Linked DNA regions of Homo sapiens: region 1 is linked to region 2. A link is a loop called in an ENCODE intact Hi-C map of the cell type or tissue named here. Cell type or tissue: ovary. All regions are shown on one strand. Each heading gives the region's core, and the rest is flanking DNA. Links, peaks and the distances in the headings are about the cores only. Region 1 holds the start of CDX4 (caudal type homeobox 4). Region 2 has its middle 57 kb from the start of CHIC1.

Region 1 (15,290 bases), core at 5,952-8,451, 58 kb after region 2:
AAAAAGGGCACTTTAAATTTCTCTTTGCTTTCTTTCATTCGGAGACTATAACCTGCTGTATCTCAATAGGTTGAAATCCACGAACAGCAGATGGTGTGGTGAAAAAAGTGTTAGGTAGTTCCCCAGGGCTGATGGAGTCAGAGTCACTTTGCACCGAGCCTCCACTATTCTCAAACTGGGAGATTTTCTTTTTGATCATCTTTCTCTCCTTGGCTCTGCGATTCTGAAACCAGATTTTCACCTGAAACACAATGGGGCAACATACTGAATGCAGTTAACTTAGTGATTTCTGATATTGTACAGAGACTTTAGCATTTACAAAGCCCTTTCATATGCATCACTTCATTTCAGCCTCACAATGACCTTGTGAAGTATGCCCACTTAACAGGTTAGAAAAAAAGCTTGAGACTTAGAGAGGGCAAGTACCTTGCATGAAATGAAACTGAGATCCAAGTCTAGGGCTACTAACTCTGAATGCAATAATCTTAATATTATACCTTACCCACCTCCTCTGTTGCACAGGTAGAAATAAATAATGCTGGAATGACAGAAGCTGAGGTGTGCTGATAAGAGAGAGAGATTTAAATAGCAAAGGTAATTATAATCAACCATTTCTATGTTTTATTAATATTTCACTAAAGAGAAACGTCCTATTAGTATAATATTAATAAAATAAAATAGAAAATTTATCTTCCTATTAGTATACTATTACTAATAAGAAGTTTGTCTTCCTATTAGTAAAATATTAATGAAACACATAAATGAGAGAACAAGGGTGATGAAATATTTTATATCTCTTGCTGGAGATAGAAGAGAGCGATATCAATGTGCCTTCACACGTGGTTGAAATGCAAGCTACTTGGGATAAGGCAATGCATTAAGGGACTTTACAATTCTAGAATTCTGATTCTATTGAAATGGACTATACGGGACATGTTGGATATACTTCTGGTGTACCTGTCTCTCGGAAAGGCCCAGGTTAACTGCCAGCTCTGATTTTCTCTGGATGGTGATATATCTATTGCAATGGAATTCCTTTTCCAGCTCCAATCTTTGATGATCAGTGTAAACTACACGATACTTTTCTTTTGTCCTGGTTTTCCCTGTTAGGAGAGAAAGCATTGCATTTAATCTTTTTCTGCTTCTTGGAGATTGTTTTAGTTAAAGAAATCATAGACACTCTTCCCACCCTCATCTTTGCTTTAAAATATAAAATAAGTATATTTTTGAATCAAATATTCATAAAAGTCAATTTCTCCATTAAATACATTCTCATCTGTGGCTATGATAGCAATATCTCTGTCTACCATCTATAGACATAGACATATATCTCTATATCTATATCTCTCCTTATATATAAAACCAACATCTCTTTAATTAATGTTTCTCCTAAAATGATTGGTCAAATCACAATCATCCCATCTTGACCTATTTTCACAGCAGAGCATTGAAAATGCTTAAACACTTTAACCCATGGTGTTTATTACCTTCCCACTTACATATGTGATTAGCATTGGCAGTAATAGCAGCTGTCCATTATACAGGCACTTCCCACTACATTTTATGCAGTCTTTTCATACTGTTCCTATTAAACCTCTTACCTACCTTCTTGAATTATGCAGAACATGTCTTATCTCCATTTTACAGATAAGAAACATGAAGCTCAGTTAAGGTAAATGACTTTGTGTTAGAGAATTGAGGAGTGGGGACCCAAACACATATCTTTGACTCCTATTTAAGTATGCTAACTAAATGTTATTCCAAGTTCAAATATGCTGGGACGCATAATAATGGCCCAAGAGTGGAAAACACTTGTGGGATCCTAACATTATAGTTACATAATTTCCTAGAGTTTGGTTTGAATAGTAATTTAAAAAGAAAACATTAATTGTCATTTAGCAGATTCTGTTTCAGAAAACCCCATTACCTATTAGAAAAAAAAATAGTTTTTATGTGGGAGTCTTAATTTTTATTACCAAGTAGGTAGTGAATGGGGGAAGGAGGAGGTGTTGACTTAAGCAGAATAAAGTGAGTATTCCATGCCCTTTGAAAGGATATACAAACATTTGCTTTGTGTTACAACATTTAACTAATTCCTCATGCCCTCCTTCGAATAGAGCTTTATTCCTCCTTTCAAATTTTCCAAAGATACTTAGGAAGTTCTCTTTTCTTTTTAATTTCTCTACCCTCCTCCAGGATCTTCCTCCTTTTCTCTATGGCTTTTAAATACTCCTTCTGATCTTCCCTGGTTGTTTTTTATGTGATTTTTTGGGGGCGATCTGTAGGACAAAGACGTCTTTAAAGTGGTTCCCTAAACTCCACTGAGGTGTTAAGATACAGCACAGGCCTAACAAAAGAGTTACATAGCATCAGATCCCATTCTGAACCCTCTTTACATTCAGGAACACCAGCCAATTGGTTCAGAATTTACAAGCCCTAAACAAATGTCAGACACCCTTTCATCTCCAGAAAAGGAAAAAAAAAAAAAAAAAAAAAGGACACCAGTGAAGAAATAAATTTTAGATAAGTGATATATTTTAAGATTAATCTAAATGGCTAAATAATGAACTGAACAAAATCTCCTTTTCCCGCTCTTAGAAAAGGAAAACTATGCGGTCCAGTCAGTTAACCTACCTTAAAATCCTAAATTTTGAGCTGGTTTTCTGAGTCTAAGCAAAAACCTGGAAACCGTAAGTCTGCCTTTTGGCATGTTGCAAAGACAGAATGCATATTTAGAGAAAAAAATGAAAACTTGGAGATTTAATTTATTTCTAGAACATCAAATCTTGAGATCGAAATGTATCTTTGAAATCATGTTTTCTAAAACCCTTCTTAATCTTAAAGTTGCTGAGTGTTTAAATTATAACTTGAGGCAGACTGGTTAAAAATTCAACTTGTCTTTATCCATGTTTTATGCTCTTTGATAATCAATAAACATAATCAGACATCAATAACTCTGGAAATGTTGTAGTCCTTCCCCACCCCCATTGGTCATAAATTCCCCTCTTGCAGTTTCTTCTGAGGACAATAAAGTCAAGACCAGGCCCCTTTATTTGCCATAAAAATCCTACCCTTTCCGGCAATATAACCCCTGAAGAAAGGAGGGATAAGGAAGATCCTGGCTGCATATCAAAGCCATGTGAAGTGTTAAAAAGAGTCTGTTGCCAAAATCTGACAGATAAGACCTAAAACTCCAAGAAGATGTAGCTCAGGGGAAAAAACTGACTGCACAGTTTACAAAGAGAAATAAATTTGAATTTCCTGGTGCTCCTTTTGTGTCCCGCTCCTCAAATTGTCTCTCTCAATCCCATTGCCCCTTCTTCTTAAATGATGAAACCAGATAAAATGATGAAACCAGAACAGATGATGAAGGGGATTTGGACATTTTCTGGTAAAGCATAATGTCCATATTCCCATACCCAAGCACCAAAAAAATAGCACTAACAGAACTAACTTTTATTGTTCAAGCTGTTCTCTTCTTCCAGAGACTATGACATTTCTGAGGGTGATGGGCTCCATTTTCAGCCATTATTGAGTTTATTTAGGAAATTAATACTATCTATGATGTATTTGCCTTCTCCTCAAAGAGTCAGAAAAACTTCTGTAGTTAAAGATGGATGGAGTCCTTCCCATCCTCCCAACCACATTATCTCCCCAGAATTCACAAGCAAATGTCATAATATATGATAACTTATCACCCTAAATAAAATTAAAATGGTGTTCATTTGAAAGACTGGCTGCAAAAGTGCTGCTAGGCAGAAAGTCACTCTCCAAACATAGAGGTGATGATGATGGGAGTGAATGTAAAGATTATGAAAATGAATATTCTTATGTAGGGAGTACTGTCTAATGGACTCCACTGTGAGGACTTTTCATCTTATGGTAATATTTCACTGTTTTTAGCTAAAAATTGCATCCAAATTCATTTTTAAAAAGTTGTCCCATGAAATGAGCAAAACCAAGGGACAATGATAACTCTCAAGAATTATTAAGCAACTAATTTTATGAAGTGTCCTTATTGAATAATGCCTTTCAAGCATAAATTCCTTCATGTTGTCCAGTGGCTTAAAACAATCAATCAGAATCAGAATCAATCACAATTACTTCCTGCTCTCCCCCTCTTTTCCACTTCTAACAGAAAAGCCTCTCTCCAGCCTGCTTAGGTTATCACCTTGCCAATGTTTAAAATGTGAAAGTGCATGAAAATATTAAATTTTCCATAGAAACTTTTCTGTCATATTCCTTTTTGCATAATATTTAAAGTTAGATATGTATAGAAATAGACCACTTAGAGAACTAAGTGGAAATAAACATGCCTTCTTTTTAAATCAGGTCACTTAGGGAACAGTCATTTACTCTATCTGTCAGCCTCCTTGCTCTCATTAGAAAATAACATGCTATAATGGTCGCTATGAAATGTTTTCTGATTGTCCACTAATACATGCATTTTTTCCTTTTTTACATTTATTTAAGACATTTTTCAGTAATGGAAAGAACTTTCATCTGACTACCTTAATCAAGGGTTACTTCCATATTGAAGTTCATCTTTTCCTCTCAGTCATAAACCATATGTTATCCCACAGTACTACAGAGTGAAGTGGAAAATTTAGGAGGATCTGACTCATTCATTCATTAAACAAATATTTAAGACCCACTATGTACTAAGCATATAAATGGGTGCATTTTGGTCCTGAGTGGGTGGCCTAGTGAGGTGATCAGCTTAATTTTTTTCGTGGGGTTTATAACCTGATGTCCCTTGAAAGGGCTTCAATGGATCCATGAATCTCCTAAAATTATGTAACAAATTACTTGTGTTTGTGTGTGTGCTGCTGTGCCTTTGTGCATTTTTTCTAGGGAGATAACCAAAGTTTTTCATCATATTCTTAAATTGCTGCTAAATATGCACCTTAGACTATAAGAATACAGCAAAAGGGTTATTTTCATTTATAAGACATTAAAATGAAACGAAGTTTTAATTTAATGAAGCCTCATCTATAGAATAGGCTGCCAAAAATCGAAATGGTTCCAATATCATTCCATTTTAAACTTCTCATAGAAATTGGATAGAAAATCTTGTGACGGTGCCATTGTAAAGTCAGGTTTGAGGGTTTAGCTCAAAGATGCAAGAGACTAAGGAGCCCGTTTCGAAACCTTTCCTGGCATTAGAATTGCCCAAGAGAGAGACTCAGGCTAATAAAAGCAAATGTAAACGGAAGACCTTTAAGCAGATAAAACTGTCATATTTTTCCTCATAAATAGAAAATTCAAGGCTGGAGATAATTTCTTTTATCTCATCCATTTCCTCTCTTGTTCTCTATTGCAAACAGCACGCCAGTGACTTTCCTCTTAATGTGTTTCAAAACATAATCCTAGACTGCGAGCAACTACTTTTCTAGCTTTTGTGTCTTTTGCTGATTGTTAGGGTTTAGTGAGTGGATGTTAATTACAACCCCGAGATTAGATGTAATAAAAACTCTGGGAGTGCCCCACCCTAACCTCTTTTTCTATTCTACTTAGTCGACAGACTCACTCATATTTTTTTAAAATGCAGATTTACTTGCAAACGCTTTAAAGCCAAGTATTTCAACTCTACTTTTACCTTGGGATCGCTACTCTAGTGAGGTTCTAATACACAGAACTTCCTCTTCCTGGCTAAAAGTTCTCCTAATGGTAAAAATGGGTCACTTCCCACCCTCCTGTCTTTGCTTTTTGGAGGAAAGACAAAGTGCAGAACTGAGAACAGGAGCATAATCATTGCGGACAAATGCTATTGAAATGCCATTTCCTCCCCAGAGGGATGAAAATACTCAGAGTCGATTTTTACTAATTTTCTCTAATGACAGGGAGCGAGGGTTGGAATAATAAGAATGTAATAAAAGAACAACAGTTGAAAACAAACATTCCTCCCCCAGCCCCGGTTAAGATTAAAGTGGAACGGCCACTTCCCTCGCCCTGGCTCCCAGCAGTCGCCCACTGGCTTGCTGGTTAGGCTGTGATCGCGATCGCTTTGACTTCTCTCGCGCTGCCGCAGACCTGCATTCAGCCCCCACGCCTGAGAGACGCCTGCTTTGATAGTTATGAGGGCTTTAGCCATTTATTAGTGCTGGAGCTGATTCGTTTGCGTGTCGGGCGGGTGTGAGGGTTAGGTACCGTATTATGTACCAGGTCAGTGCTGTAGCCTTCTCGCCTGCCTCAACACTTGGGTTAGAAGAAAGGACGTTGTAAGATGGCAATGGATTTTAGGCCAATTTGCCTCTGCCAACTTGTAGGAAGGAAGCTGGAGCTTCCCTGAGAGGCCAGGGTGAAGAGGTTGCTTTGCCGTCGGGGACTTAGTGGCTAAACTGGAGGGTCCGTTGCCAGCCAAGCACTGTGAACCTAAATTGAGCATCACCAGCTTTGGGGGCGGGGAGGGGGGAGACAGCCCGCTCAGATGGGTAAGGGTTTGGAAATGGAACAGTCAAGCAGCAGTGCCTGAACAACGGGACACTACAGCTGCCCTCTCGCTTCATTCACCCGTTGAGCTTTCTCATGCATCTCTTTTCCCATGTGGGCAACTACAGGGTTGCATCCTGATCCTTGTGGCTTAACATACCCATTGTCCACTCACTCGCTTTCTTCATGGAGCAGCGAAAGGCGAAAATCACCTCTAGGGTAGGTTTAGTCCCAATCGCTGCACTCAGTGAGTGAGTTTTGAGCCCAGGCGAATGCGAGGGAGATGCCTAATAGGCCAGCCAGCCATATAGGGGTCGCCTCAGCTAAGCCCTCTTGGGAGAGGCCTGAGAAGTACGAGGGCAGGCCGACCAAGAGAAGTAGCGGAGAAGGGAAGGAAGGAAAAGTGTGTGGGCATTGGAATTGATTACTCACCCGTCACCTGCACCGTCTTGCGCATCCATGCATAGGGGCTGTGGCGGCTCCTGCTGGGGGAACTGGCCTTGGCGGCGCCTGCGTCCGTCGGGACAAGCGACCCGCCAGCCTGGCCTGGTAGGCTGCTGCCGCTAGTTCCACCGCCCACAGGGCCCAAGTTGCTGTAGTCGGTCGAGCAGAAAGCGGCGGGGCTAGAGGTCACGTCGTTCACCGGCACTGTGCCCATTGTACTAGACGGCCCAGGATACACGCTCCAGTCTTCTCGCGGGGGACTGTAGGGTGAGCCCCAGACTCCCAGAGACGGCCAGTGAGGATCCATGCTGGGCATATGAGGATACCCCATATAGTGCGAGAAAGCCGGTGCCGCAGCGAAATTGGAGGCTGGCATCGGACTCCCACCGCCCCCTGTGCCGCCTGTCCCAGCTGTGCCGTCGCCCCCAGGGCTCATGAGAGTGCCCGGGTACATGCCTGCTTCTTTCTCCAAAAGACAGCTTCCGTACATCGTGTCTTGGGTAGAAGGCGCTCCCTAAGCCATCCTGAAGTCCCTGTAAGGCCCCAACTCGACTTTGAGAAGCAGCAGAGAATAAACTTATCAGTACGTAGTTGTGCCGCAAGCTCTTTTGCACCCCTCAGGCTACTCCATCCCACGTTTCTTACGAGGGTATCCAGGTGACTAGCAGCCCTGTATAGATAGGCCACCAATGGCTGGGCTGACGTCAAGGGGCTTCAGGCTTTTACATAGCATTTGCATTCAAATGAAGGGCCATTTCACTTTCACAGGAACTTGTTCACCCACTCCCCAAGCTCCCAGGCCTTTCTGTCTCATCTTTCTTGATTCTGTCCATCTGGTCCCCATAGCGTCAGTATTGTGCTTTTGGGGACAGGAACTCCTCCAGGGATTTCTGACCAGCTCCCCTCAAAGTCAGATAGAGACCTGCAGAAACCGGGCAAAGTTCCGCTCTCTAGGATTCAGTCCTTACACCGCGGCCTCCTCCCTTTCACCGATCTTCCCGCGTCCAACCTGCATCTGCAGTCTCCTTCTGCCCAATTCCCTCGCAGGGGTTTACTGCATGGCACTGGCCCAGGATGCCAATGAAAAGAGCTTTCCCTTACTCTCCTTACTCCCTCCATCAAGAGGACGCCTTTGTTTCCAAGGGCAAAGATTCATTTCACAACTCTCTGTTGAGCGTCTACTGTGTGCCAGGTACTGTGTAGGCATGGGGATACAGCAGTGAATAAAAGACAAAAATTCTTGCTCTGCCTTCCTAAGATTACACTGTAGTGGATGGCAGGCTGAATTAATAGAACGTTGTTTACAAATATGCACAAATTAAAGAAAGATGAGTAACGTAGGTTATGCAAAATGGTAGGAGAGAGAGAGAACCATGTGGATAATAAACTTTCCTATTTTCATGTCAATCCACTACTCTCAGGTGTCTCCTTCTGCCAGGTATGGCTTCTGTCTGAAATCCAGTGCCTCAAGGGGCCAGAACTCTTGCAGTCTCAAATCCATGGCAGCTGCAGCAAACTAAAAAAGTTTTCTTTGTAAAACTCCAATTGTTGAAAAAGACATAGACTTGCTAGTAGATGCCAATGAAATCAGTATCTTGCCTCAAGAAACCAGGTCTCCTCTTGTGTTCCTCCTCTCCACCCAGCACCCCCAAGACCTACCACAGCCTTTACTCCAGGCTGCTTCCTACTCAGGAAATGTGCTCCTACACAAAATCCAACATAACCTGGCACCCCCACCCCCTTTTAGCTAATCCATCTATGGCTTTGGGAAAGTCACTTAACCTCTCTGAGTTTCACGGGTTTTCCCTTTTAAAAATAGAGAACCTAATGGTATCTACCTTACAAGCAGGATTTCCTCAGATAATGCAAGCAAACTGCTTAACTTAGTGCTTGGCACACAGTATGGGACCACTGTATTCACTCAGCAAATATTTATTGAGTACTTAGTGCTGTTCTATGTATGGAGACATCAGTGGTGAGCAGATAAAGCCTCCGGCTTTATTAAGCATATATCATAGTGGGGAGAAACACTGATAAGTAATTAAATTTTATGGTATATCAGACAGTAATCAACTCTATGGAGAAAAAAAAAAGCAGGGAAGGAATATACGGAATGCTGGGAGGTGGACGTCACAATTTTAAATGTGATAGTCTAGGATGACTTCACAGATAATTGACATTTAACTAAAATATGAAAGAGTTAATGGAGTGAGGTAAGAGGACAGAGGATTCAGAAGAAAGAAACAAGTGAAAACAGAATGTTCATTTTCTGTTGGAGAAAGTGCAAGGAAGACAGTGTAGCTAAAGACTAGATGAGGTCTAAAAGCTGAAGGGAAATAGGCCATTGCAAAAATTCTAGTTTTTGCTTTGAGATAGGGAGACATTGTAGGGTTTAGAGCAGAGGAGTGACATGATTTGAGTTAAATTTTGAGTGGCTCTCTCTGGCCATTGGATCAAAAATAGACTGTAAGTAGACAGAATCAGGCAGATTTAAAAAAAAGACTATTGCAATAATACAGGTGAATGGCAGTGTGGGTGGAGATAAGTGGTTGGATTCGGTATATATTTTGAAACTTGTTTCAGAGAAGAAGGAAAATGAGTAATTGATCAGAAAAGACCAATTAAAGTCTGGTGCTGGGGAGAAGGGACTAAGAGGCAGGAAAGTAACATACCTATTGGCACTTTTTACACTTTTTGCACATTATTTTATCTTCACAACAGCCCCATGAGTTATTGTCATTCCCATTTTAGAGATGTAGAAACTGAGGCTCAGAGAGGTGGCATGACTATTTAAATGCACATGGCTGGTGTGTGGTAAAGCTAGGTTCAAATTCTGGGCCACCCTGACTGCAAGGCATGTGTTCTTCAATTGGTACCAGGCCCAAATACACAACATCAGCGTTTAGAACTGGGGCTTAGCTTCTATTTTCTTTCTTTGCTCAAGCTTTCAGGCCTGGCATTCAAGTCTTCACAGTATAGATCCAATTACCTCGCATTATTCTTTCACCTATTCAATTCTGAAGCAAAGTATACTATCTGATATTTGAAAAAATATGTCAGAGTGGAAGCACATGGAGGATCTTTAGAAGTTAACAAACCCAATCTTATTATTTAACAGATTAGGAAACTGATGGCTTAAGAGAGGAAGGTAATCTTTAAGGAAGTAAACCCAGGTCCATTGACTACCAGGTCAGCACTCTTTCCACTAAAATAAAAGTATCTTTGCATATGCAATTCCTTCGACTAGTCTGTTTCTTTCTACAATCTTCTAATTGTGGAAAGAAAAAGAAGTGTTCAAAATCTCCAAATTTTTCTTTAAGAGATGTAGTCTCACTTGTCACCCAGGCTGGAGTACAGTGGCACTATCATAGCTCACTACAGCCTCGAACTCCTGGGATGAAGCAATCCTTCCACCTCAGCCTTCTGAGTAGCTGGGACTACAGGCACGTTACCAACTTACCCAGCTGTCTCTATTCTTCAAGGTTCAGTTGAAATGTGCCCTTCTCGCTAAAGCCCTATGTAGTGATGCTCCTCTCAGAAAACACTCTTCCTCTTCTGTGAATCTCATTATCAATTCCCCTTCCCAATGGACTGATGGAGACTATTTTGTCTACCTTAGAGTTATTTGAGATCTTATCTGAATCTTCTGAAATTTGAGCACCTTGAAGGGGTATGGGGAAGTATTTTTGAACCCATTGGAATAAAGCTCCCTTGTACATGGTAGGGTCTTGGGAAATATTTGTGTAATGAATCAGTAAATGACCTTGGAATTGTAGATTGGAAATCACTATTTGATCCAGCTCCAGGGATGTCTGGAAGAGAAGTGAGTAAGAACATTGCCCAGTGGTTTTTGTTTGTGTGGTGATGGGGAGGAACAGACAGGGAGGTTTAGTCTAGTTTATTTAATGGAACTTTTGATTTATTTCTTAACCTGAAGATTAACCAGAGAGGTGGCTTCTCTGCAGCGATCTTACTGCCACTAGGGAGTAGTCTCTTAGCTTTTCTGAGACTTAGAGAGGCAGGTATCAAATAGGGCATCTGTTGGACTCTGCGCTGACTCCTACTGATCAGATTTGTTTTAAGGCTTCAGGGAGATAACGAATGTGAAATTGCTTTGTAAAGAATGAGGTCCGCCTGTGATGAACTATGGAGCTCTGGATAAACCTTTTCTTTAGCAGCCTTAATGCTTTGGGAGAATCCAAGTGCCTGGTAAATATTCTCTAAGCCTGGTATGGCCTCTCAGTTCTGTGATAGTAGCCAAAGGCTACTCTCCACCCTACTACACCCCTCCCTAACCCTTTTCCACTACCCTGGCTCAGATTCAGGCCTGATCTGGGTCTCTGTGCTATGGAACTTGGCTCCAGTCATCAATCATTGGGCCCTCCTACTACTGGGAGGGAGATGAGGAATGCAGAGTTTAAGTTCTTTTTTGTTTATATGGTAACTGAAGCTGAGAGTAGGGCAGGGTCTTACCCAAGGCAGACACTATTAGGTGATCTGTGGAACTGTGACCTAAACCCAAGCGTGGCTGACTGTAGACCTCTGCAAGGCACTCCACCTCTCTCAGCCTCAGTTTCCAACACACAACAAATGGGGCAGACAATAGAGACCATTCTATAGGGACGTTGGGAGAATTAAGTGCACTAGTAGTGTGCTCAGTAAATAGCCATTATTATTGTCATCTGGAGAGTGGCTGGGACTTCACAGCGTGTGGGCCTACTGTGCCTCTTCTGGTTCACATCCATGCATGGAAAATGCTTAGCAATTGGAATGAAGGCCCAGAGAAATTTAACATGCTGCTTGTTGCCTCTCCATTCAAGCTTTACACTCTGGGCTCTGAACATAGCCCCCATTCACTCACTCACTCCTATCTCCCTCCTCAATCCCTTTGGAACTTTAGCAACATCAGTGCTTGGGTTTCTGGAAGGAGGGAAGACTCAAGCCCTTTCCGTCCACCTTCTTGATCACTGTGATGGGCTTTTGCACTTCCAGGACTAGATACTCTGGAAAATGAGCAACACTAGGCTCTGGGCCTGCCCTAAAGTGTCACCGTTGAGGCAGGACCTAGGTATGTTTTGGAGAAAAATTAAGATTCTTTTGTGGGAACATGAGTAGTAAGGGCAAGTACCAACTGGAGTGGTGGAGGACCGGGGCTCTATACCCACCCTGTCATCGGATCTAGCTGCCTGGTTCTGGATTAGGGTAAAAAGAATGAGAAAGGCCCAGGGCTCTGAGATGAAGACCAAAGGACAAAGCCGTGAAGAAACAGGCTTCTTTGGCATCCAAGGATGGCTCAACTCTGGGAAAGAGGTGTATATGAGGAGGCAGGTAGGGCTCAATGACTAATGCCGAGAACCCAGACTTGAAAGGGATGTGTAGGGGAGGGATTTTGCAGAAGAGAGAGAGAAAAGAAAGATAGGCCAATGAAGAATGGGGGAACCGTGCAAACTCAACACTCTAGCCATGGTAGGAGAGTCTCAAACTAACAGTCTGAGAGGATGAAGGAGGCCAATTCTCTCTCTAAAATAAAAAGATAAGTACAAGTCCTGGCTGTCTGCTTGGAGAAAGAAAACCAGAAGTCTAGTTCACAGAGCAGGCACTTTAGGCTAGAGCCTGTGCTGGGTCCTTGCTTGTGCAAACTCCCATCAGGCTAACTATAATCAAAGGGAGTAGATAGGATCAGCCTTATTTTACAGAGGTGAAGAATACAGAACTAAACCCAGTAATGGGATCAGTTGTAATGTCATTTTTGTCATTTCTTATTGTCTTACTTTGATCTCCCTGTTTTCTTTGTTAAAATATTTAAATTTTTTTCTTGAGATTTCTTCTTTGTCTTATGTGTTGTTTTAAAGTGTATTGGTTAATCTCCAAGTATTTTGGGGCTTTCTACATAACTTTCTTTTATTGATTTCTAGTTTAATTCCATTGTGGTGAAAGCAGATGTTGTATGATTTCTATTCTTTTAAATTTTTTAAGTTGTGTGTTATAGGTTAGAATGTCATCTATGTTGATTAATGTTTCACGTGAACTTAAGAAGAATGTGTATTCTTCTGTTGTTGGATGCAGTGGTCTACAGTGTCAATTATATTTAGTTGCTTGTGATATTGAGTTCAACTGTGTCCTTAATAACTTTCTGCATGGTAGATCTGTCCATTTCTGACAGAGGGGTATTAATGTCTTCAAAAAATATAACAGTGGATTCTTCCATTTCTCTTTGATGTTCTGTAAGTTTTTACCTCATGCATTTTGATGTTCTCTTTTTCAGTGTGTACACATTATGAAATGTTATTTCTTCATGTGTCTTTTGGCTGCATAAATGTCTTCCTTTGAGAAGTGTCTGTTCATATCCTTCACCCACTTTTTGATGGGGTTGTTTGTTTTTTTCTTGTAAATTTGTTTGAGTTAATTGTAGATTCTGGATATTAGCCCTTTGTCAGATGAGTAGATTGCAAAAATTTTCTCCCATTCTGTAGGTTGCCTGTTCACTCTGATGGTAGTTTCTTTTGCTGTGCAGAAGCTCTTTAGTTTAATTAGATCCCATTTGTCAATTTTTGCTTCTGTTGCCATTGCTTTTGGTGTTTTAGACATGAAGTCCTTGCCCATGCCTATGTCCTGAATGGTAATGCCTAGGTTTTCTTCTAGGGTTTTTATGGTTTTAGGTCTAACATTTAAGTCTTTAATCCATCTTGAATTAATTTTTGTATAAGATGTAAGGAAGGGATCCAGTTTCAGCTTAAAATGCTCATCATCACTGGCCATGAGAGAAATGCAAATCAAAACCACAATGAGATACCATCTCACACCAGTTAGAATGGCGATCATTAAAAAGTCAGGAAACAATGTGCTGGAGAGGATGTGGAGAAATAGGAACACTTTTACACTGTTGGTGAGACTGTAAACTAGTTCAACCATTGTGGAAGTCAGTGTGGCGATTCCTCAGGGATCTAGAACTAGAAATACCATTTGACCCAGCCATCCCATTACTGGGTATATACCCAAAGGATTATAAGTCATGCTGCTCTAAAGACACATGCACACGTATGGTTATTGCAGCACTATTCACAATAGCAAAGACTTGGAACCAAGCCAAATGTCCAACAATGATAGACTGGATTAAGAAAATGTGGCACATATACACCATGGAATACCATGCAGCCATACAAAAGGATGAGTTCATGTCCTTTGTAGGGACATGGATGAAGCCGGAAACCATCATTCTCAGCAAACTATCACAACGACAAAAAAACAAACACTGCATGTTCTCACTCATAGGTGGGAATTGAACAATGAGAACACATGGACACAGGAAGGGGAACATCACACACTGGGGCCTGTTGTGGGGTGGGGTCGGGGAGAGATAGCATTAGGAGATATACCTAATGTTAAATGACGAGTTAATGGGTGCAGCACACCAACATGGCACATGTATACATATGTAACAAACCTGCACGTGGTGCACATGTACCCTAAAACTTAAAGTATAATAAAAAAAAGCAATTGTTGCTTTATAATCATTATCATGAAGCAAAAATAATAGCCAATATAAAATAATTAACCTATTTACTACCTCATCTTAAATATATTAAGAAACTTCAAGATGGCATTAATACTATCCTAATCTGCTCCACTTAACAAGTTGATATTTAAGATGCTTCCATTTTCAAGTATCACTACCCACTGTACATTTAGAAAACCTACTTGTGAAAATCTGTTTTATTTAATTTCTTAGAAAACTACTAGTTCAAAGAAAACCTACTTTGTGAATGCTATTTGACTTGCTACCTCATTATCTCATCTTTACAACAATTAGTTAATATTGATCTCAAAAAGAGCATAATGCAAAGTGAAAGAATTATTATAATCTGAAGACAAGAAAACAAGTTTATATTACAAAAGTAAGCAATACTCAAGATCAGGTATTTTTAAGCATATAGCACATTGTAGTCATAATTAGCTCACTGTCAGTTAGAAATATACGTACACATTTTTCAAAATAAGTCTTTTAAATATAGTCTTGCAAGTATCTTTCTAGCTTAAGAATTTGAAATAGGAATTAAGTATGAACCTTAAATCACTCATGTTTATAACTAGAAGAGCAAGTCCCAAGGATATAAATCTCACCCAATGAGACAAGGGATGCTGAATGTATTATTAATTGCTAAGCAATCTCTTAATTTTAGAATCTAGCATGCAACGCTAGCAAATAAATAATGTAATTTATGAGCCTGCACTCTCATGCTGCTTTACTAGAGTTCAATAAACACATGCAGATCCAAAAAAAAAAACACAAACGAAATGTTATTTCTTGTTGGAGCACTGACTTCTTTATCAGTATGTAATAACCCTCTTATTCCTGATAACTTTCCTTTCTCTAAAGTTGGCTGTGTCTGAAATTAATATAGCTACTTCAACTT
Region 2 (15,290 bases), core at 7,002-9,501:
ATCTGGGTGCTCCTGTATTGGGTGCATATATATTTAGGATAGTTAGCTCTTGTTGAATTGATCCCTTTACCATTAAGTAATGGCCTTCTTTGTCTCTTTTGATCTTTTTTGGTTTAAAGTCTGTTTTATTCAGAGACTAGGATTGCAACCCCTGACTTTTTTTGTTTTCCATTTGCTTGGTAGATCTTCCTCCATCCTTTTATTTTGAGCCTATGTGTGTCTCTGCCCATGAGTTGGGTTTCCTGAACACAACACACTGATGGGTCTTGACTCTTTATCCAATTTGCCAGTCTGTGTCTTTTAATTGGAGCATTGAGTCCATTTACATTTAAAGTTAATATTGTTATGTGTGAATTTGATCCTGTCATTATGATATTAGCTGGTTATTTTGCTCGTTAGTTGATGCAGTTTCTTCCTAGTCTTGATGGTGTTTACATTTTGGCATGATTTTGCAGCAGCTGGTACCGGTTGTTCCTTTCCATGTTTAGCGCTTCCTTCAGGAGCTCTTTTAGGGCAGGCCTGGTGGTGACAAAATCTCTCAGCATTTGCTTGTCTGTAAAGGATTTTATTTCTCCTTCACTTATGAAGCTTAGTTTGGCTGGATATGAAATTCTGGGTTGAAAATTCTTTTCTTTAAGAATGTTGAATATTGGCCCCCACTCTCTTCTGGCTTGTAGAGTTTCTGCTGAGAGATCTGCTGTTAGTCTGATGGGCTTCCCTTTGAGGGTAACCCGACCTTTCTCTCTGGCTGCCCTTAACATTTTTTCCTTCATTTCAACTTTGGTGAATCTGACTATTATTTGTCTTGGAATTGCTCTTCTCCAGGAGTAACTTTGTGGCGTTTTCTGTATTTCCTGAATCTGAATGTTGGCCTGCCTTGCTAGATTGGGGAAGTTCTCCTGGATAATATCCTGCAGAGTGTTTTCCAACTTGGTTCCATTCTCCCTGTCACTTTCAGATACACCAATCAGACGTAGATTTGGTCTTTTCACATAGTCCCATATTTCTTGGAGGCTTTGCTCATTTTTTTATTCTTTTTTCTCTAAACTTCCCTTCTCGCTTCATTTCATTCATTTCATCTTCCATCGCTGATACCCTTTCTTCCAGTTGATCGCATCAGCTCCTGAGGCTTCTGCATTCTTCACGTAGTTCTCGAGCCTTGGTTTTCAGCTCCATCAGCTCCTTTAAGCACTTCTCTGTATTGGTTATTCTAGTTATACATTCTTCTAAATTTTTTTCAAAGTTTTCAACTTCTTTGCCTTTGGTTTGAATGTCCTCCCGTAGCTCGAAGTAATTTGATCGTCTGAAGCCTTCTTCTCTCAGCTCGTCAAAGTCATTCTCTATCTACCTTTGTTCCGTTGCTGGTGAGGAACTGCGTTCCTTTGGAGGAGGAGAGGCGCTCTGCTTTTTAGAGTTTCTAGTTTTTCTGCTCTGTTTTTTCCCCATCTTTGTGGTTTTATCTACTTTTGGTCTTTGATGACGGTGATGTACAGATGGGTTTTTGGTGTGGATGTCCTTTCTGTTTGTTAGTTTTCCTTCTAACAGACAGGACCCTCAGCTGCAGGTCTGTTGGAGTACCCGGCCGTGTGAGGTGTCAGTCTGTCCCTGCTGGGGGGTGCCTCCCAATTAGGCTGCTCAGGGGTCGGGGGTCAGGGATCCAACTTGAGGAGGCAGTCTGCCCATTCTCAGATCTCCAGCTGCGTGCTGGGAGAACCACTGCTCTTTTCAAAGCTGTCAGACAGGGACATTTAAGTCTGCAGAGGTTACTGCTGTCTTTTTGTTTGTCTGTGCCCTGCCCCCAGAGGTGGAGCCTACAGAGGCAGGCAGGCCTCCTTGAGCTGTGGTGGGCTCCACCCAGTTCGAGCTTCCCGGCTGCTTTGTTTACCTAAGCAAGCCTGGGCAATGGCAGGCACCCCTCCCCCAGCCTCGCTGCCGCCTTGCAGTTTGATCTCAGACTGCTGTGCTAGCAATCAGCGAGACTCCGTGGGCATAGGACACTCCAAGCCAGGTTGGGATATAATATCCTGGTGCGCCGTTTTTTAAGCCCATCAGAAAAGCGCAGTATTCGGGTGGGAGTGACCCGATTTTCCAGGTGCCATCTGTCACCACTTTCTTTGACTAGGAAAGGGAACTCCCTGTGCCCTTGTGTTTCCCGAGTGAGGCAATGCCTCGCCCTGGTTCAGCTCGTGCACAGTGTGCGCAGTTGTGGTTCAGCTCGCGCACAGTGCGCGCACCCACTGACCTGCGCCCACTGTCTGGCACTCCCTAGTGAGATGAACCTGGTGCCTCAGTTGGAAATGCAGAAATCACCCGTCTTCTGCTTCGCTCATGCTGGGAGCTGTAGACTGGAGCTGTTCCTATTTGGCCATCTTGGCTCCTCCCCCGTATTTTTCAGATGTGTGATTTTCAATGATTTCACTGAAGTCTATGGCTTAGCTTCTTATTCTATTAACCATGTATTTCACAGAGAAGAAATATATTGTTTTTCTTTTGAAAAGTTTGATAAAGTCTAATTTATCATTTTTTCTTATGGGTCATTCTTTTGGTGTCATTTCTAAGGAATATTTGCTTAATGCAAGGCCAAAAGTTTTTTCTCTCATATATACTTTTAGAAGTTTTGTACTTTCCAGTGTTACATTTAGATTTATAATATACTTTGAGTTAATTAGTTATGAAGTGTAAATTATGAGAGGACTTTCATTTATCTGTTTGCATACAGATGTCCAGTAGTTTCAGTGATCTTTATTGAAAATACAATCCTTTCTTCATTAAGTTGCATTGAGTTGCCTTTGCAACTTAATAAAAATCAATTGACTAATCCAAAATATACAGATAAAATAGAAAATTACTCATCATACCAGGAATATAGGAGGTCAAAACTTAAAATCACAAAATGAATTAAAAAAGACATTCACCAGATGCCAAAACTGACATGACACAGGAATTGAAATGATCTGCAATGATTTTAAAACAGGTATCACAAAGATGCTTTTATCAGAAATTTCAAATTCTCTTGAAATAAATGAAAAAATAAAAGAAGTAAAAAATTAAAATGTGATAAAAAGAATTAAATGTAAATTATAGACTGAAAATTAAAGTTACAAAAATAGAAAATTTGCTGCCTAAATTCAATGCCAGAGTGGATATAACAGTGTAGAATCAGTGAACTAGAGGATAGTTCAAGAGGGTTTACCTAGCTGAAACAACAAAGAAAAAGTAGGCTGAAAAGAATAAGTGAGAGTCTCAAAAACCTGGGAGACAATGATAAATTTGACATTTATATCATTGGAGTTTTAGAAAGATGGGAAAATAAGTGTGGGTTTAAAAGAGTACTTGAAATTTAACAAAAGACATGAACATATAGATTCAAGATGCTCAATGTAAACTAAACAAGATTAACCCAAAGAAATCCACACCAAGACACATCATAATCAGACTTTTTAAAACTAAAGAAAAAAATTGAATACAGAGAAAAATGATGCATAGAAGAATAACAATATAAAAAACTGAATCTCTCAACTGAAATCATATAGGCCAGAAGAAAGTGGCACAGCATTTTCAAGTACTGGAATTAAAGAACTGTTAACTCAAAATTTTATATTCAGCAAAATATCCTCCAAGAATGAATGGAAAATAGAGTTTCTCAGGTAAAAAGATTAAAATAATTTGTCATAAGTAAACCTACCCCTAAAGAATAGCTACAGAAAGTTACTTAACAGGAAAAAAAAAAACAATAGAAGCAGAAGCCTTGGAATCTCCAAAAGAAAATAAGAATATAGAATTGAGTAAAGATAGGGATAAAAATATAATAGGTCTTTTTTCATGTGGTTTCTGAATCATGTTTGACAGGTTGAAGCAAAAATTATAATACCATCTGATATGGTGGTCAACGTGTGTAGAAGAAATATGTCCAAGACAACTACATTTAAAAAGCGGGCAGGGTAAAGGGAGGTAAGTTGAAGTAGGGTTTCAATACTTAATTTGAAGCTGTTTAATGTTGGTAGTAGTTTGTAGAATCACAGTAGACTGTGATAAGTTGCATAAACACACACACTAACACATGAGGACTAAACTCTTATATTTTTATCTAATTTCTACCTAAGGGATTTGGGGAGCCATGCCCTACAAATAATAAATTCTAATCAGATGGGTTTTATTTAACCTTATATATCATGATTTACTTTCCAAACTGACTCTGGCATAACATTACAAGACAAAGAAGAAAATAAAAATATTTTATCTCCAAACATGTTTCTTTGCCACATTTTGAAATGGCCCTGCAAAGCTGTTCTTTGTAGGGGAAAATTTGCATCTGTAAAGCATCTCTATTAACATAGCTGGATCTTTTTCTTCCAGACCCTCCTAAACCTAAAGAGATTAACTAAGATCTGGATAGGAAAACTTTATTACCTATTGCCTCTAAGGGCAGCCACTATAAGATTTTAAAGAACTCTGGTCTCCACAATCTTTATCTTAACCTGAACATTCCCTTTCTATCTATCCCAGGTCTTTAGATAAATTCAACTAATTGTCAATCAGAAAATGTTTAAATTCACCTATAGCCTGGAAGCCCCCACTTTGAGTTGTTCCACCTTTTGGGACCAAACCAATATATTTCTTAAATGTATTTGATTGAGGTCTCATGCCTCTGTAAAATGTATAAAACCAAGCTGCACCCCAACCACATTGGGCACATGTTCTCAGGACCTCCTGAGGGCTGTGTCAGGGGCCATGGTCACTCATATTTGGCTCAGAATAAATCTCTTCAAATATTTTACAGAGTTCGACCCTTTTCCCCTTTTCTTTGACCCACATGTGTATGGAGATATATATATATATATATATATATATATATATGAATTAAAACTATAAAAAGAAGGATATTAAAGATAGTATAAGTAAATAAAAATGGAATTCTAAAAATATTCAAGAAATTATCAGAATGACAAGAAAAGGAAAACAGAAGAATGAGAAATAGAACAAACAACAAATAATAAAATGGTAGACTTAAGCCTTAACTAACAAAAATTACTTCAAGAGCAAATGGTCTAAATATGCCAATTAAAGGCAGAAGTTGACAGAATGGATTAAAAAATAAAACAAGCCCAATAATATGCTGTCTACAAATAACATTTCAAATGTAATGATTGAAAGTAAGCCAGCACACAACGTACACAAGTAACATACATGCACATGTACTCCCTGAATCTAACACTAAAAAAATACAAATACAAAAAAGAATGGTCATGAGAAAATATGCCATGTGAACACTAATAAAAATAAAATGGGCCAGTAGATAAAAAACAATTGAAATAATTTTGAGTACATTATCTGCTCACAGTAGAATCAAGCTAGAAATTAATAATAGATAATAGAAAAATCTCCAAACATTTATAAATTAAACAATGTACTTTTAAATAATTCATGTGTAAGTCTCAAAGAAATATTTTTTAAAAGTACAAAAACCTAAATTAAAATGAAAACATATCAAAATCCATGGAATGCAGCTATAGCAGGACTGAGAGAAATTTATAGCAATGAATACTTAAATTAGAAAAGGGAGGCCGGGTGCGGTGGCTCATGCCTGGAATCCCAGCACTTTGGGAGTCCAAGGCAGGTGGATCACGAGGTCAGGAGATCGAGATCATCCTGGCCAACTTGGTGAAACTCCGTCTCTACTAAAATACCAAAAAAAAAAAAAAAAAAAAATTAGCTGGGCGTGGTGGTGCACGCCTGTAGTCCCAGCCTCTCAGGAGGCTGAGGCAGGGGAATTGCTTGAACCCGGGAGGCGGAGGTTGCAGGTAGCTGAGTTCATGCCACTGCACTCCAGCCTGGTGGCAGAGTGACACTCCATCTCAAAAAAACAAAACAAAACAAAACAAAAACAAAAAGAAAGACAAAAAAAAAAAAGAAAAGGGAAATGCCTAAAATAAATAATCTAAACTCCCATGTCAATAAAATAGAAAAAGAACAAAATAAACCCAAAGCAAGCCGAAGAAATGACATAATAAAAACATATCAATAAAATTAAAAATAGAAAAACAGTAGAGAAAATCAACGAAATAAAAGATGGTCCTTTGAAAAGTTCAGTGAAGTGGATAAACCTATATTAAGGCTGACAAAAGTAAAAAGAGAGATGACACTAATTACCAATTTCAGGAACAGAGCAAGGAATATTACTACAGATTCAGTAGCCCTTCAATGGATAATAAGAAAATACTAACAAACCTGCACATGTACCCTTAAACCTAAAATAAAAGTTAAAAGAAAGAAAAAAAGAGAAAATACTACAAAGAACTTTAGAAACAATAACTAGACAACTTAATGAAATACAGCAATTACTTAAAAACCGCAAACTACCCAAAGCCAACCAATAGGATATAAATAATTAAAATAGTCCTAGAACTATTTAAAAATTAAATTAGAGTTAAAAAAATCCCCAAGCACAGATAATGCCACCAGAAAATTCTACCAAATATTTAAAGAAAAATTAACACCAATTTTACCCAATTTCTTACACAAAATAAAAAGTGAAGGATTACTGTACAATTCATTTTATGAGGCCAGTGTTTTTCTAGTACCATAACTGCACAAAGAAAGTATAAAAGAAGAAAATTACAGATAAATATCTCTCACAGACTTACACAAAAAACTACCAACAGTTATTACAAAACAGAATCTAGCTATGTCTATACATAATTTTACAACACGACCAAGTAGGTTTTTTTTTCAATATTAAAAAATCCATCAGTGTAATTTACAATGTCAGCAGGCTAAACAAGAGAAAAAACCATAATCATATTAATTGATGCAGAGATGCATTTGAAAAAAATCCAATAGTTGTTCATGAAGAAAAAAATTGTTCAACAAGCTAGGATTAGAGAGAAACTTCCTTACCTTGATAGAGCGTTTTTAAAAACTTACAGCTAACATTAAAATTAATGGTGAAAGACTTAATTCTTTTCCCCTAAGCTCTAGAATAAAACAAGATATCTTAATTAACCATCCCTATTCAAAATAGTGCTGAAAATTCTAGCCAATGAAGTAAGTCAAGGAAAAGAAATAAAAGGCATACATATTGGAAAGAAAAGAATAAAACTGTCACAACTTGCAAATGACATGGTTATTTACATAAATATCCTACAGAATATACCCAAAACTCTTAGAACTAGTAGGTGAGTGTATCAATGTCACAGGGTACAAGACCAACACACCAAAGCCAATCAAATTTTTATATTCTAGCAATTGATATATGGAAATGGAAATTTAAAATGTGACACAATTTACAGTCACTCTCAAAATGAATTAAGTATAATTCTAACAAAGCATATATAGGCTCTGTATGTTGAAAATTAGAAATTTCTGATAAAGAAAATAAAAGAAGATCCAAATAAATGCATATATATAAAATGTTCATGAATTGGAAGACAATAAAGTCAAGATGCCAAATCTCCTGAAGTTAATCTATAGATTTTACATAATTTCTATCAAAATCCCAGCAAAATTTTTGTTTGTAGATATATACAACTTTATTATAAAATTTATACAGAAAGACAAAGTGTCTACAATAGCTAAACAATTTCAAAAAGAAACAAAGTGGGAATAATCACTTTATCTAATATTGAGTTTGGTATGGTAATCAAGACTGTATATTATTGGTGGAGACATATACACATGAATCAAAGGAATGATTTTTCACAAGAGTACAAAACCAATTCAAATTAGGAAGCATAACTTTTTCAACAAACGATGCTGGAGCAATTAGACAACCACAGGCAAGAAAAATTGGCAAAGACCCAAATTTCCCTCATAAGTCAATTGACAGATAAAGGTAAACCCCTACAGGGGAGTACCACTCAGCAATAAAAAGAAACGTGCTGTTAATACATGCAGCAACTTGGATGGATCTAAACAACTTTATGCTCAGGGGAAAAAGCCATACGCCAAATGCTACAGTAATGTAACACATGTTATCAGTTAATCGATTGACTTTGTTGAGTTTTTAAAAACCCAGATTTCAGTTTTGTCAATTTTCTCCATTTTTAAAAAAATATTTTGTTGGTTGTTCTCTTATCTGCTTTATTATTTTCTTTCCTTTTGCTCACTTTAGGTTTTTTTTCTTTTTTTTTTTTTCCTCTAGTTTCTTAAGGTGGAGGCTGAGAAAATTGATTTCAGTCTTTTCTTGCTTTCTGAAATAGTCTATAAATTTTATCTAAATATTGATTTAGTGGCATCCCACACAGTTTGAGATGTATTTTAATTTTCATTCAGTAAGAAATACTTTCTAATTTTTCTTTTGATTTCTTCCTTGACCTGTGTGTTTTTAATTTACTCATTGATATTATGTTTAGTTGACAAATCGTAATTGTATACATGTATTGAGTACAATATGATGTTTTGATATGTGTATATAACATAGAATGATTAAATCTGGCTAGTTAACATTTCTATCACTCCCTTCATTTAATTTTTATGGTGAGGCATTTGAAATGTACTCTGCTAGTTATTTTGAAATATAATCATATATCACATAATGATTTTTTGGTTAACAATGAAGTGCATGTATGATGGTGGCTTCATAAAATTATATTATAGTATTTTAACTTAACCTTTTCTATGTTTAGATATATTTAGATACACAAATACTTATCATGATGTTACAACTGCCTACTAGTAATCAGTATAGTCACAATGTGTACAGCTTTATAGCCTAGGAGTAATAGGCTATTTTATATAGCCTAGGTGCATAGTAGGCTATACCAAGTAGATTTGTGTGAGTACACTCTATGATGTTCACATAATGACAAAATCACCTAATGACATATTTCTCAGAAAGTATCCCTGTAATTAAGTGATGCATGACTGTATACATTATTATTGATTATGATCATCCTGCTGTGTAATAGATCTCAAAACATATTCCTCCTGTCTATCTGCAACTTTGTACCCTTTGACCAAGAAGTCCTCATTCCCTCCATCACTCCCCTTCCAGACTCTGGTAAATATCATTTCACTCTCTACTTTTATGAGTTCAATTTTACAGAAATCACGTATAAATGAGATTATGTGGTATTTGTTTTTCTGTGCCTAGCTTATTTTACTTAGCTAGCCTCCAGGCTCATCCACACAATCACAAATGACAGAATTCCCTTAATTTTTAAAGGCCAAAAAGTATTACATTGTGTATATATACACCACATTTTCTTTATTCATTTTATCCACTGATGGACACTTAGGTTGCATCTATATATTGGCTATTATGAATAATACTGTAATACACATAGAAGTGCAGCAACACTTTCGAATTACACATTTCAATTCCTTTGGATATACACACAGAAGTGGGATTCCTGGACATATGGTAGTTCTATTTTTAGTTTTTTGAGAAAACTCCATACTGTTTTCCATAATCATTTTACTAATTTACATTCCTACCAACAATGTACAAGAATTTTCTTTCCTCTGTATCCTTGCCATGTTTATCTTTCATTTTTTTGTAGAAAGCCATTCTAACATGTGTGAGGATATATCTCATTATAATTTTAATTCGCATTTATCCTAGTGATTAGCGATGCTTGTCTCCAGCATCCGTTGTTTCCTGACTTTTTAAAGATGCCCATTCTAACTGGTGTGAGATGGTATCTCATTGTGGTTTTGATTTGCATTTCTCTGATGACCAGTGACGATGAGCATTTTTTCATGTGTCTGTTGGCTGCATAAATGTCTTCTTTTCAGAAGTGTCTGTTCAGATACTTTGCCCACTTTTTGATGAGGTTGTTTGTTTTTTCTTGTAAATTTGATTAAATTCTTTGTAGATTCTGGATATTAGCCCTTTGTCAGAGAAGAAAATTGCAAAAATTTTCTCCCATTCCATAGGTTGCCTGTTCACTCTGATGGTAGTTTCTTTTGCTGTGCAGAAGCTCTGTAGTTTATTTAGATCCCATTTGTCTATTTTGGCTTTTGTTGCTATTGCTTTTGGTGTTTTAGTCATGAATCCCTCGCCCATGCCTATGTCCTGAATGGTATTCCCTAGGTTTTCTCTTAGGGTTTTTATGGTTTTAGGTCTAACATGTAAGTCTTTAATCCATCTTGAATTAATTTTTGTATAAGGTGTAAGGAAAGGATCCAGTTTCAGCTTTCTACATCTGGCTAGCCAGTTTTCCCAGCACCATTTATTAAATAGGAAATCATTTCTCCATTTCTTGTTTCTGTCAGGTTTGTCAAAGATCAGATGGTTATAGATGTGTGGTGTTATTTCTGAGGCCTCTGTTCTGTTCCATTGGTCTATATCTCTGTATTGGTTCCAGTACCATGCTGTTTTGGTTACTGTAGCCTTGGAGTATAGTTTGAAGTCAGGTAGCGTGATGCCTCCAGCTTTGTTCTTTTGGCTTAGGATTGTCTTGGTAATGCAGGCTCTTTTTTGGTTCCTTATGAACTTTAAAGTAGTTTTTTCCAATTCTGTGAAGAAAGTCATTGATATCTTGATGGGGATGGCACTGAATCTATAAATTACCTTGGGCAGTAAGGCCATTTTCACGATATTGATTCTTCCTACCCATGAGCAAAGAATGTTATTCCATTTGTTTGTGTCCTCTTTTATTTCATTGAGTAGTGGTTTGTAGTTCTCCTTGAAGAGGCCCTTCACATCCCTTATAAGTTGGATTCCTAGGTATTTTATTCTCTTTGAAGCAATTGTGAATGGGAGTTCACTCATGATTTGGCTGTTTGTCTGTTTTTGGTGTATAGGAATGCTTGTGATTTTTGCACATTGATTTTGTATCCTGAGACTTTGCTGAAGTTGCTTATCAGCTTAAGGAGATTTTGGGCTGAGATGATAGGGTTTTCTGAATATACAATCATGTCATCTACAAACAGTCACAATTTGACTTCCTCCTTTCCTAATTGAATACCCTTTATTTCTTTCTCTTGCCTGTTTGCTCTGGCCAGAACTTCCAACACTATATTGAATAGGAGCGGTGAGAGAGAGCATCCCTCTCTTGTGCCAGTTTTCAAAGAAAATGCTTCCAGTTTTTGCCCATTCAGTATGATATTGGCTGTGGGTTTGTCATAAATAGCTCTTATTATTTTGAGATATGTTCCATCAATGCCTAGTTTACTGAGAGTTTTTAGCATGAAGGTCTGTTGAATTTTGTTGAAGGCCTTTTCTGCATCTATTGAGATAATCATGTGGTTTTTGTCGTTGGTTCTGTTTATGTGATGGATTACGTTTATTGATTTGTATATCTTGAACCAGTCTTGCATCCCAGGGATGACACCGACTTGATTATGGTGGATAAGCTTTTTGATGTGCTGCTAGATTCTGTTTGCCAGTATTTTATTGAGGATTTTTGCATCGATGTTCATCAAGGATATTGGTCTAAAATTCTCTTTTTTGTGTGTGTCTCTGCCAGGCTTTGTTATCAGGATGATGCTGGCCCTCATGAAATGAGTTAGGGAGGACTCCCTTTTTTTCTATTGATTGGAATAGTTTCAGAAGGAATAGTACCAGCTCCTCTTTGTACCTCTGGTAGAATTCGGCTGTGAATCAGTCTGGTCCTGGACTTTTTTTTTATTGGTAGGCAGTTAATTATTACCTCAATTTCAGAGCCTGTTATTGATCTATTCAGAGGTTCATCTTCTTCCTGGTTTAGTCTTGGGAGGGTGTATGTGTCCAGGAATTTATCAGTTTCTTCTAGATTTTCTAGTTTATTTGCATAGAGGTGTTTATAGTATTCTCTGATGGTAGTTTGTATTTCTGTGGGATCAATGGTAATATCCCCTTTATCAGTTTTTATTGCATCTATTTGATTCTTCTCTCTTTTCTTCTTTATTAGTCTTGCTAGCAGTCTATCTATTTTGTTGATCTTTTCAAAAAAGCTGCTCCTGGACTCATTGATTTTTTGAAGGTTTTTTTTTAATCTCCTTCAGTTCTGCTCTGATCCTAATTATTTCTTGCCTTCTGCTAGCTTTTGAATTTGTTTGCTCTTGTTTCTCTAGTTCTTTTAATTGTGATGTTAGGGTGTCGATTTTAGATCTTTCCTGCTTTCTCTTATGGGCACTTAGTGCTACAAATTTCCTTCTACACACTGCTTTAAATGTGTCCCAGAGATTCTGGTACATTGTGTCTTTGTTCTCGTTGGTTTCAAAGAACATTTTTATTTCTGCCTTCATTTTGTTATCTACCCAGTAGTCATTCAGGAGCAAGTTGTTCAGTTCCCATGTAGTTGTGCGGTTTTGAGTGAGTTTCTTAATCCTGAGTTCTAATTTGATTGCACTGTGGTCTGAAAGACAGTTTGTTGTGATTTCTCTTCTATTTGCTGAGGAGTGCTTTACTTCCAATTTTGTGGTTAATTTTAGAATAAATGTGATGTGCTGAAAAGAATGTATATTCTATTGCTTTGGGGTGGAGAGTTCTATAGATGTCTTTCAGGTCTGCTTGGTGCAGAGCTGAGTTCAGTTCGTGGATATCTTTGTTAACCTTCTGTCTCATTGATCTGTCTAATATTGACAGTGGGGTGTTAAAGTCTCCCATTATTATTGTATGGGAGTCTGAGTCTCTTTCTAGGTCTCTGAGGACTTGCTTTATGAATCTGGGAGCTCCTGTATTGGGTGCATATATATTTAGTAAAATTTCTCTGTTTTGTACTCTTTCCCTTTATTTCTCTGACTGGCTGACACTTAGGGAAAATAGAAAAGAACCTGCGTGAAATATCGGGGGCTGAATTTGCCCTGATAAATGCTGCTATGATACTAAAATCAGGCAGACAGTACAAATTTTAAAAAATAAAACTACATATCAATATGTGTCATGAATTTAGACAAAAAATTGTTAACAAAATATTAACAAATCAAAGCAAACAATGTATTTAAAAGATTATAAATCATAGCAAGTAAGATTTATTTCAAGTATAAAATTGTCATTCAGTATTTGAAAATTAACCAATGTAATCCACTATATCAATAAGCTAAAGAAGAAAAATATATATTCATATCAAGTAACACAAAAATAATTTGACAAAATGGAGGACTCACACATGATAAAATGCTCAGCAAACTAGGAATAACAGAAATATTCCATAACTTAATGAAGAGAATCTATAAAAGGTCTACAGCTAACCACATACTTTATGGTTAAAGAGTAAATATTTTCCCTTCAAGATTGGGAATAAGGAAAGGTGTCTGCTCTCACCACTCTTATAATTGATATTACTGGAAGTTCTAGCCAGTGCAATAAAGTATGAAATAATTTAAGGCATGCTTTTAGAAAAGAAAGAAATTAAACTGTCCCTATTTCAAATGTCATAATTGTCTATGTGGAAAATCCCAAGTATTCTACAAAACACTTACTATAACGAATAAGAATAAGTGAGATCAGTAAGATTGCAGGACACAGGATACTCATCAAAATAGAAATTACATTTCTAGGCCAGGTGTGGTGGCTCATGCCTGTAATCCCAGCACTTTGGGAGGCCAAGGCAGAAGGATCACTTAAGCCTAGGAGTTCAAGAACAGCCTGAGCAACATGGGAGACTGCATCTCTACAAAAAATAAAATAAAGTAAAATAAATTAGCCAGGCATAGTTGTACATGCCCATGGTCTCAGTTTTTCAGGAGGCTAAAGCTGCAGGTTGACTTGGCTCTGGGAGGCGGAGGCTGCAGTGAGTCATGTTTTTGCCACTGCACTCCAGCCTGGGGAACAGGGCAAGACTCTGTCTCAAAAACAAACAAACAAAAAAATACAATTATACATACTAATAATGAATGTGTAGAAGTAAATATTAGAAACACAATATCATTCATTAAGTGCATAAAAATAAGATACTTAGGTATAAACTTAACAATGAGTCATGCAGTGTATAGGATCTCTATGCAGAAAATTACAAAATGCTGATGAAATCAATAAAAGACCTAAATTAATGAAGAAAAAAATGTATTGCTGGATTAGAAGACCAAATATAGTAAAGAAGTCAGACTTCCCCTTATTGATGAACCTATTTAACACAATATTTATCAAAGCCCCACCAAGGGTTTTGTAGATATAGAAAAGTTTATTCTAATATTTGTATGCAAAGTCAAATGCCCCAGAACACCAAGCTGGACAAAAACTGAAAAAAACCCACATGAAGATATATCACAGTCAAACTGCAGAAAACCAAAAATGAAAGGAAAATCTTGTAAGAATCAAAAGAAGCAAACTCATGTATGGAAGAAAGAAGTTACAGCATACCTTTCATCAGAAACCATGCAGTTAAATCTTTAATATGGTGTAAGAAAAATCTACACACCTAGTATTCTACATCCAGAAAGAAAATTTTCCTTCAAAATTGAAGGAGAAATAAAAAAAATTTTGGACAGATACTGTGGTAATTTATTGCCAGAAGATATGTCCTACAAGAAATGTTAGAAGTTTATCATCAGAAAGTAAATTTGTTAGGCATATAAGAAACTTGGATCTACATACAAATTAAAATCATCGGAAAAAGAATTAATAAAAATAAAACAATTTTTAATTGTTTTTATTATTAATCTAAAATATAACTGCTTAAAGCAATAATAGCAGCAATGTATTGGTATTTATAGTATATGCATAAGTAAAATAAATAACAGCAATACCAAAAAAGACAGAAAAAAGGAATTAGGCATACTCTGATAAAATATATTTACACTATGCATGCAGTGTATAATGTTATGTGAAGGTAGAATCCAACTATTTAAAATGGATATTGTAAACCCCAAAGTAACTGCCAAAATGTTAAGAACAAAAAAGTATAAATGATACAGCAAAAGAAGAGATAATATATAATCTTAAATCATACTCAAGAGAGGCTGGCAAGATGGCTGAATTGGAACTGCTCCAGTGTGCAGCTCCCAGCAAGATCAATGCAGAAAGTGGGTGATTTCTGCATTTCCAACTGAGTTACCTGGAGCTTCTCAATGGGACTTGTTAGACAGTGGGTGTAGCCCACAGAGGGTGAGCTGAAGTAGGATGGGGCGTTGCCTCACCCAAGAAGTGCAAGGGGTTGGGGAACTCCCTCCCCTAGCCAAAGAAAGCGATGAGGGACTGTGCCATGAGAAATGGTGCACTCTCGCCCAGATACTATGCTTTTCCCATGGTCTTCGCAACCCACAGACCAGGAAATTCCCTCGGGTGCCTATGCCACCAGCACCCTGGGTTTCAAGCACAAAACTGGGTAGCCATTTGGGCAGACACTGAGCTAGCTGCAAGATATATATATATATATATATATATATATATATATATATATATATATACACACATCTATATATAG

The links. Peaks named below come from ENCODE experiments on the same cell type or tissue, not always from the same donor. Only the 100,000 strongest peaks of a DNase experiment are listed, where the experiment ranks them.
Region 1: a loop joins it to region 2, with 15 times the contacts of the local background. A loop is called at or near these places in 1 of 110 quality-filtered maps.

Annotation. Positions count from the first base shown.
Region 1 is chrX:73,439,330-73,454,619 of GRCh38, reverse strand. CDX4 (caudal type homeobox 4) reads right to left here and starts at 7,567. Exons shown (of 3, transcript NM_005193.2): 1 at 6,865-7,567; 2 at 958-1,103; 3 at 1-241. The coding sequence starts at 7,366. The coding sequence ends at 35. RefSeq lists enhancers at 25-629, 6,543-7,207, 7,208-7,873. In ovary, for the core only: no CTCF peak of the experiment used is centred there; a DNase peak (open chromatin) is centred at 6,926.
Region 2 is chrX:73,498,109-73,513,398 of GRCh38, reverse strand. No RefSeq gene overlaps it. Among named protein-coding and RNA genes, the nearest start is that of CHIC1, 57 kb to the left of the region's middle. In ovary, for the core only: no CTCF peak of the experiment used is centred there; no DNase peak of the experiment used is centred there.